Regions from separate parts of the Homo sapiens genome. Here regions 2 and 3 are each linked to region 1. A link is a contact called in ENCODE Hi-C or POLR2A ChIA-PET data. All regions are on one chromosome and are shown on one strand. The core of a region is the stretch at or near the end of the contact, and the rest is flanking DNA. Distances in the headings are between cores, read along the strand shown.

Region 1 (2,955 bases), core at 224-2,723:
AATGGGACTACAGGTATGAGCCACTGCACCTGTATTTCTCTCTCTCTCTCTCTCGATAATGTTAGAAATGTTAGTTTATTTTTGAGGGGTGCGGTAGCTCACTCCTGTAATCCCAGCACTTTGAAAGGCCGAGCTGGGCTGGATCACTTGAGGCCAGGGGTTCGAGACCTCAGCCTCCTGAGTACCTGGGATTACAGGTGTGTGCCACCACACCCGGCTAATATTTTATATTTTTGGTAGAGACAGGGTTTCACCATGTTGGCGAGGCTAGTCTCAAACTCCTGACCTCAAATGATCTGCTTGCCACAGCCTCCCAAAGTGCTGGGATTATAGGCATGAGCCACCACACCTGGCCCATTGCATTTAGTTGATGCACATCTTTAGTGTTCTTAAATCTAGGCAATTGCATATCCGCCTCCTTTCTCTGTCCCCCACCCCTTATTCCCCATGTGTATTTCACAACATTGACTTTTTTTGAAGTTTTCAGGCCAGTTGTTTTGAAGTATGTCCCTTCTTTTGGATATGTCTGTTTTCCAATGATTAGATTCAGGGCAAACATGTTTGAATACTACACAGATGACCGCTGAGCCCTTTTCAAGACAAAATATTAGAGGCACATGGTCAGATATCAAAGTTGATTGTTTAGGTAAGCTGGGTTGGAATTTTGGCCTCACATTTTGCTAGTTGGGTAAATTGGTTATTGAGACGGTTTTCTCAGCTGTCAAATTGGGATGTAATAATCTAGCTTCATGAGGTTGTTGAATTAATATATGTAAGGCATTTAGAACAGCGTCTGGCACATTATAAGTATCAATAAATAAACACTGTTACCGTTATTATTATCACTACGATTTTTAGAGGCCTTAACAGGAACATCCAGCACCTTCAACAGTATATGGCTCATAGGAATCATTCCATGAATATTTGTTAGCAGAAGGACAGCTCTATGAGATAGATTGCTATCAATTACTGCCCCATTTTACAGATGAGGAAACTGAGGCCCAGAGAAGCCAAGTAGTGACCTAGGGTCACACAGATTGCCGTTAAGTGGCAAGATACGGGGTGTGTACTCAGGCATATCGGATCTGTAAAGTGAGGGATAAGGAACCTTAATGTATTTTGTAAATCCTCCAGGGCTGTGTGGATGTGAAGAACTGAATTGGAGCGCCACGCAGCGGTTCTCTGGCGTACAGTATCCATCCATACAGTAGGCGCTCAATAAATGTCTGCTGCACGAATGAGAAAATGAGTCAGCTGGGGCGAGATCATCCCCTAGCGTTGGTGTGCAATTGCGTGGGGATCCATTGCTTCCGACGCTACTCCTGCCGGGTCACCACAGGCGCACGTGTTCCGGCAGGGCGCGGCTTCCGGTGACCCAGCTCCGCCCTAAGCCCCATCCCAAGCCCCGCCCCTTGACTGTTCTCGCGTTCGCGGACGGCTGTGGTGTTTTGGCGCATGGGCGGAGCCGTAGTTACGGTCGACTGGGGCGTCGTCCCTAGCCCGGGAGCCGGGTCTCTGGAGTCGCGGCCCGGGGTTCACGATGTCCGACGAGGAAGCGAGGCAGAGCGGAGGCTCCTCGCAGGCCGGCGTCGTGACTGTCAGCGACGTCCAGGAGCTGATGCGGCGCAAGGAGGAGATAGAAGCGCAGATCAAGGCCAACTATGACGTGCTGGAAAGCGTGAGTGTGGGTTCGGGGCGCCCCAAGTCGCCTAACCCGGCCCGGAGTCCCTGGGGTACTGGGATGCCAGGGCGGCCTCAGTTTGGGCGCTCCGCAACGGATCTCCCTGGGAGGCCCAAGGCGCCGCAAGTGCGGCCTCTGTCGGCACAAGAAGGCAGGCAAAGAACTTTAGCAACTGAAGAGTTAGCCATATTGATATCCAGCAAGAGTTTGTGGAGCCCTGCTGTGTGCTAGGCGCTGGTTTAAGTGCTGTGCATTGTTGAGTTAATTTAATCTTTGCAACAACCCTTTGAGGTGGATGCTGTTACTCTTTCCATTTTAGGGAGGGGGAAACAGGTGTTACTTGGTGATTAAACAGCTGTCATGTGCCTCGCTGACTGCCTTATCTTAATTTTGTACTTTTTGTAAAGACAGAGTCTCACTGTGTTGCCCAGGTTGGTATCGAACTCATGGCCTCAAGCGATCCTTCCACCTCGGCCTTTCAAAGTGCTGGGATTACAGGCGTGAGCTACTGCACCCGGCATTTGCTGATTGTATCGTGAATTCTTAAACTTCAGTGTGTATATGAATTACCTGGGGATCTTATTAAAATGCAGATTTTGTTTGAGGCAAGGGAGCAGATTCTGCATTTGTAGCAAACTCCCAGCAATGCTGATGCTAGTGGTCTAAGGACCGAACTTTGAGTTACAAATAAGGCTCATCATCCTTATTGCATAAGGAGGAAACTGAGGCCCAGAGTGGGGCAAACGCCTATCTAAGGTCATGTAGTTCGGAAGTGGCAGTGGTGGGTCTGGCTCAAAAGCTGATGCAGGTTTTCTTATGCCATCTAGTGTAAAATCACAGATCAGTTTGCAGAGGAAGATGCAATTAATTATGCCCAAGTAGGGTGGGATGGAATGCATTTTAGGTGATGTAAGATGAAGTTTCTTTTTTTTTTGTCTGAGACGGAGTCTTGCTTTGTCACCCAGGCTGGAGTGCAGTGGCTCAATCTCGGCTCACTGCAGCCTCTGCCTCCTGGGTTCAAGTGATTCTCCTGCCTCAGCCTCCCGAGTAGTAGGGATTACAGGCGAGCGCCAGTACGCCAGGCTAATTTTTTATTTTAAGTAAAAGCAGGGTTTCACCATGTTGGTCAGGCCGGTGTTGGATTCCTGACCTCAGGTGATCCGCCCACCTTGGCCTCCCCAAGTGCTGGGATTACAGGCGTGAGCCACCGCGTCCGGCCATAAGATGAAGTTTCATACGGAGGGCCAGAGAACCATTTTACTGGGTGCTGACTA
Region 2 (3,024 bases), core at 149-2,648, 1.0 Mb after region 1:
CACACTGCAAATCTGCAAGGATGAAGTCAGTTACCCGAGAGCAAACCACACCTCAAGGTGTGAAGGAAGATAACCAGAAACAGGAGCTGGCACATGCCTTCCAGGGGCTGGGCAAGGCTTGACTCTCAGAGGTGAGGGTTGGCAGCCAGCCCCAAACCCCCATTTTAACTTCTTCCTGAAACTGCTCCAGGAACCTTCCTTAGTCCCAGACACGTGGGACGCAGTGGTACAAAGCCAGCCACACTAAATTTCCCACCTTCCCTTCCTCGGTGGAGGGGGCAACCCTTACAGAAAAACGTATCCTGTCGCCACCCTTAGGCCCATCCACGAACTCCCGTAACTCTGCTGGGGCCACTTCAAAAGAAGTCAGACTCCAGGGGCATTATTGGGACCCCTTAGATACATGGAACCTTCAAACCTTACCCTGGCTATGGTATGACCATGGACTCCTGCCTCCAAACCCTGGGCTGGGGACCCTCGCCCAACCCTTAAAGAGCCTCAGAACCACCTCATAGACTCAGCTACAGACCCTCAGCCTCCCGAACCCATCTTGGAACCCTCAATCCTCTCCTAAGAGTCCTATTTGGATAGTCCACTCAGTCCCCCAAAACCTACTCTGATCCCCTATAGCTGCCTCAGTCCCCCTGGTTGTCCCCAACCTTTCCTCTCAAAGGAAACCCCCCAACCTCTACCAGATCTAGCTCTTGGTCCCCCTCAGTCACCCCTAATCCTCGCCTCCGACTCAGCCCTTATTACTCTCCCCGCTCCTCCGACCAAACCAATCTCAGATCCCCCCAGTTCCGTCCTCTTCCGCCTAGACCCAACGATAGCACTCTAATCCCCAAATTCCCATTCCAGGCTCCCTAATCTCCACTTCAGACCCAGCCTTAAGTCTTCAGACCCAGCCTTAAGTCCTCAGCCCCACAAAACCTTGTCTCAGGACCCCCAATCGGCTCCCCAAGCCCCGTCTCAGGACCCTTTTTCCCGCCTCCGCCCTAGTCTCGGTCCCCTCAGTGCCTCAAACCCCCTCTCAGGCCCCCTATTCCTGCCTAAGCACCAGTCGCGGTTCCCTGGCTCCCGCACCCCGCCCCAAGCGCCCCCATTTCTAGCCCAGTCCCCTCAACACGACCGGAGGCGCCGCGGTCGCCTCCGCCTCCGGCCACCGTTCGAGGAGCGAACCCCGCTCGAGGCCTCACAGCCGCCGCCTTAAGCCCAGCTCGGCTCACCTCCTCCATCTTCTGCACCATCTCCGTCAGCTGGCCCTCGTCCTCCAGCAGCTCGTTGAGCTGCACCAGCGACAGCCCGGCGAACCGGGCTTCGCTCCCGGCGCCCGCCATCCCCACGTCTCGGCCGTCGTCGCCACCGCCGCTGCGGCCACCAGGCTCCGCCGACCGGAAGCGCCGCCCTCAAGGGCCGCCCCCCGCGGGGGGGACACGTGACGCCAGCCCTGGGTCGTGACGTCATCACCGCGCGGGCGGGCGGACGTGACGTAAGTGTCGCGGCTCGCTTGGAGTGGAATGTGTCAGGGACAGTCGGGACTTCTAAAGGGAGGGGAAGGGCCCTATGATTGGGCTGTGACGCGTGAGCGCATTAATGACGTCACTGCGGCTCGGGAGAGCGCGCCATGAGGTCATAAGAGCCTTTTTCCTCCAGGAAGAGAGATACCGCGATCCAAGGAAAACAGGCAGTGGGAAGGAAGTTCCCGCAGCCTGTGAGCCCAGCCCGATGCACGGAACCCAAAAGACAGAGACTTCATGGGGAAACAACTTTAGGTGTCATTGGTTACTTGGAATTGTGGAGCTGCCACGTCATTCATTTAACAAATATGTTTTGAGACCTACTCTGTACTGGGCATTGAGTATACAGTTCTGAATAAAGCAAAACGGACCCCTGCTTACATGGAGCTAACAGAATGAAAGAGGACGCAAACAAAACAAGAAATAAGTAAAATAATTAGGCGATCACAAATAAGGGAATGGACACTGAAATAAGAAAATAAAAAGACCTTTAGGGTAGTAAGAGATGGCACTTTCGGAGAAGGTGGCGTCTAAGGAAATGTGAAGGATGAGAAGGGAGGAACCAGCCACCATTCCTGTAGGAAGCTCAAGGCAGCAAAACCAGCACGTGCAAAGGCCCTGGGACAGGACTAACTTGGTGCATTCAGGAATGGGAAGAAGGCCAGTAAGGCTGGAGCATTTTGAGCAAGGACCCATTGAGTGGCCCCTTTGCATCACCTCAGAGGAAGGTGCCCAGACATCCAGGTGGGCCAACCTGTGCTCTTTCAGAAACAACACGATTTAGGGTGCAGTCGCTCTCAGTCTCTCAGCTACCGGGAAGCCTCTTAAGATCCAGGAGCCTGGGAACTCATTATCCTACTTTGGAATCTGTCACAGTTCTAGTTAGAAGAAACCTAAGGCTGAGGTTAACCATGACAGCCCCCTAATTTTACACATAAGGGAACTGAAGCCCTGAGAAGGGGAAATTTTTTGGGCTTTTGCTTTGTTTCTGAAAATCAAGTAATTGGCAGGTCTCCTGGCTCCCAGTCTGGCGTCCACCACGCTGGCATCATAACACACTGACCTCGTCTCATAACTCAGCTCTGAACACAGTCGAGGCATTCAGCAAATGCTTATCGGCAGACTTAGGGGCTTTGTGTATAAAGCTGATTCTTCTGCAACTCCATGGGTAAAACATAAGGTCTGTGTTCTCCATCCATACGTTAGGCTGGGCTCTGCCAACCTCTTCTCTCCTTCCAGCCCGTTGTACTAAGGGCTCGTGTTTGCAGAAAAATGATGAAAGTTAGAGGAACTATTGCTTTTTTTATTTTTTGAGACAGAGTCTTGCTCTGTCGTCCAGGCTGGAGTGCAGTGGTGCGATCTCAGCTCACCTCAATCTCCGCCTCCTGGGTTCAAGCGATTCTCCTGCCTCAGCCTTCCAAGTAGCTGGGACTACAGGCATGCGCCATCACGCCAAGCTAATTTTTGTGTTTTTAGTCGAAATGGGGTTTCACCATGTTGGCCAGGT
Region 3 (3,063 bases), core at 406-2,905, 1.7 Mb after region 1:
AGGCCAAAGCGGGCAGATTGCCTAAGCTCAGGAGTTCGAGACCAGCCTGGGTAACATGGTGAAACCCTGTCTCTAAAATACAAAAAAATTAGCCGGACAAGGTGGTGCACACCTATAATCCCAGCTACTCAGGAGGCCAAGGCAGGAGAATTGCTTGAACCCAGGAGGCGGAGGTTGCAGTGAGCCAAGATCTCGCCACTGCACTCCAGCCTGGGTGACAGAGTGAGGCTCCGTCTCTTTAAAAAAAAAAAAAAAGAAAAGAAAAAAAAGACTATCCTAAGTCCCAGAGTGTTAACAGATGACTCTCTATATACCTTTATCTCTCTTCAAGAACTCCAGCAACGTCCGGATGGCAGCCACTGCTGAGGCCATGTCAGGATCTTCTTTCATCTGAGACTTAAAGTATTCAATTAACTCTGGAAAAAGGGAAAAAAGTGATTCACCTAATTCATTTAGCAGCCTATAAGGCAAGAGAGCTTGTTAATGACTGTTGACTTTAAGAAGCAAACAATTTAAAAAATACTTTCTTTTTAGGGTATTTGGTTTCAGGGATGCAATAAATGTTGATGGGAATAGAGAAAATACCACTTTGCTGTTTGCAAGAGCTCTTTTTTATTTTGAAAAAGCTACTGGTGGCCGGGCGCGGTGGCTCACGCCTGTAATCCCAGCACTTTGGGAGTCCGAGGCGGGCGGATCACGAGGTCAGGAGATCGAGACCATCCCGGCTAAAACGGTGAAACCCCGTCTCTACTAAAAATACAAAAAATTAGCCGGGCGTAGTGGCGGGCGCCTGTAGTCCCAGCTACTTGGGAGGCTGAGGCAGGAGAATGGCGTGAACCCGGGAGGCGGAGCTTGCAGTGAGCCGAGACTGCGCCACTGCACTCCAGCCTGGGTGACAGAGCGAGACTCCGTCTCAAAAAAAAAAAAAAAAAAGCTACTGGTGTGCAAGGCCTAAAAATTAAGCCCGAGTAAATGATGATGAAAAGTCATTCTCTCTTCAGCCTCTTTGGTCCTAAAATCTGAGAGGATCCCAGAGTCAACCATCTTGCCAATTTCTCCTGCACCCCTCCAGACAGTCTATGCTAATACATGTCTATTCACATACACATATATGTTACAAATATTATACATGGAGTTCCACCCACTCCCCTTTATTTCTTTACATGAAAAGTGTATTAGTTTGCCCTTGTTTTTCACTTAATAACCATACTAGATGAGCACATCAAATATGCCTTATTCATTCTAATTTTAATGACAGATCCAACAAGGCAGGAAGGAGACTGGCACTGGGAAGGAGCGTATGTGTGGGAGGGATGCCTGCAGATACTGCCAGGGCGCATCCCTGAAAACAAGAGCAGCGCGAGGGATTTAGTTGTGACTCTGGAAACACAACCAGCGGAGCAGCCTGAAATTCAAAAGAAATCTCTTCGGGAGCTCAGCCTGGATGTGAGAGGTTGGGGGGACCCCTGAACGGCGCTGCTGTAGCCTAGCAGCCCTGGCCTGTCTTGATTTACCCTTGTCGTCCATGGCGTCCTCCTGCTGCGGAGCCCCAGGGGACCCGAGCCGCCCGCGCTGTCTCGAACGGGTCCGCCGGCCGCGCCGCCTGCGAGCCAGTCTGACAGCGCGCTGCACACCTCCGCACCCCACTTCCGGCGCACTTCCGTACCCCTCTTCCGGCGCACTCCCCGCACTCCACTTCCGCAGATTAGGGGGCTGGCACGAGTCACAGCACCTCGTGCGTCACTTGGCGGCGCCGGACGTTGGGCTGCGCAGGATTTGAGACGCTCCCCTGACCACCACTTGCTCTGCGCTGAGGTGCTGGGACAGCCATGGTTTCAGACGGTGAGGACCCTGCAGGGCGGGACTTCGACTCCGGGGCTCGGCTGTCTCGGTCCGGCTACGACTGGCCAGATGGAATGTGTCTTTTGGGCTGGATAGAATCCGTTTGGTCTTTAGAGGAGTAGCCAAGGCATTCAGTCATTCATTCAGTAAATAGTTTTGGATCGCCTCCTGTGTACAGGCATTATTTTCTGGATTTTAGCAGAGATCGTGACAGACAGGGGCCTTAGTGGAGGTTACAGTCTACTGGGTGAAACAGATGACAATAAATAAAAATAATTTCGGCCGGGTCGCACCCCGGTGGATTAGGCCTGTAATCCCAGCACTTTGGGAGGCCGAGGAGGGAGAATCGCTTGAAGCCGGGAGTTCGAGACCTGCCTGGGCAACACAGCCAGACCCCATCTCTACAAAAAAAATGAAATATTAGCCGGGCGTGGTAGCGCGTGTCTGTGGTCCCAGCTACGCGGGAGGCTGAGGCGGGAGAATCACTTGAGCCCAGGAATTCGAGGCTTCAGTGAGCTATTATGGCAGTACTGCACCCAGCATGGCCGACAGGGCATGACCTCGTCAATAAAAAATTAAAAAATAAATTATTTTTCAAAGGATGAAAAGAGCTATGAAGATGATGTAACAGTACGGTCCTAGTTACAATAGTACATTGTGACTAGGATTGAGGAGGAGCTGTTTTAGATAGGGGCCTAGGAAAAGTGCAGGATATTGAAACCGACTTGAATGATTATGTGAAGTTCTGGGGGAAGTGCACTTTAAGTGCATGGGCCCTGTGGCAGATTGAGCCACCAAGTTACACTGAGAAGGGAGAAATGGAGAGCTTGCGGGTAGAGGATGGTGGGGAGACTCATTCATACATTAAACTACCACATACAGAGTCAGATGTCTTGAAGATTTAAAAGGAGGCTAGAGGGATGAGATCAGAGAACCAGCCAGTTTCAGGTCATGCAGGGCCTTATTGGCCGTGATAGAGAAGTTGGCCTTTATTTTTAGGTGCAATACAAAGACATTGTAGAGTTTTAAGCCAGAAAGTGTTATGATCTGGTTTGCAATTTTAAAAGATCACTGTGGCTGTTGTGTGGAAAATGGACTGTGGGGAGCAAGAATAGAGATAGGGGAGTCCTTTCAGGAACTGTAATAATTGTCCATCCTCTCTTAATTGATGTGAAACCATACCACAACCCTGTGAGGGAGGCAGGCCTGGCATTGCTCCTG

The links. A loop is a pair of places that touch in the nucleus more often than their neighbours do. ChIA-PET counts read pairs that join two places held with the same protein, here RNA polymerase II (POLR2A). Pooled maps may share reads with other maps.
Region 2: a pooled map shows a loop between it and region 1 (2.7-fold over the local background). The contact joins the promoter of VPS37B here to the promoter of PSMD9 in region 1. A Hi-C loop is called at or near these places in 3 of 50 pooled maps. POLR2A ChIA-PET finds 5 or more read pairs at or near these places in 2 of 52 experiments (T-cell and activated T-cell).
Region 3: a loop to region 1 is called in a pooled map, with 11 times the contacts of the local background. The contact joins the promoter of EIF2B1 here to the promoter of PSMD9 in region 1. A Hi-C loop is called at or near these places in 5 of 50 pooled maps.

What each region holds. Positions count from the first base shown.
Region 1 is chr12:121,887,317-121,890,271 of GRCh38, forward strand. PSMD9 (proteasome 26S subunit, non-ATPase 9) reads left to right here and starts at 1,474. Exons shown (of 6, transcript NM_002813.7): 1 at 1,474-1,678. The coding sequence starts at 1,541. It also overlaps a transcript of HPD not described here. RefSeq lists enhancers at 1,131-1,744, 1,378-1,777, 1,745-2,358.
Region 2 is chr12:122,894,726-122,897,749 of GRCh38, forward strand. VPS37B (VPS37B subunit of ESCRT-I) reads right to left here and starts at 1,399. Exons shown (of 4, transcript NM_024667.3): 1 at 1,227-1,399. The coding sequence starts at 1,337. RefSeq lists an enhancer at 1,063-1,212 and a silencer at 1,393-1,542.
Region 3 is chr12:123,632,031-123,635,093 of GRCh38, forward strand. It overlaps EIF2B1 (eukaryotic translation initiation factor 2B subunit alpha), which reads right to left and starts at 1,656. Exons shown (of 9, transcript NM_001414.4): 1 at 1,515-1,656; 2 at 315-416. The coding sequence starts at 1,527. It overlaps GTF2H3 (general transcription factor IIH subunit 3), which reads left to right and starts at 1,799. Exons shown (of 13, transcript NM_001516.5): 1 at 1,799-1,842. The coding sequence starts at 1,830. RefSeq lists an enhancer at 1,683-1,872.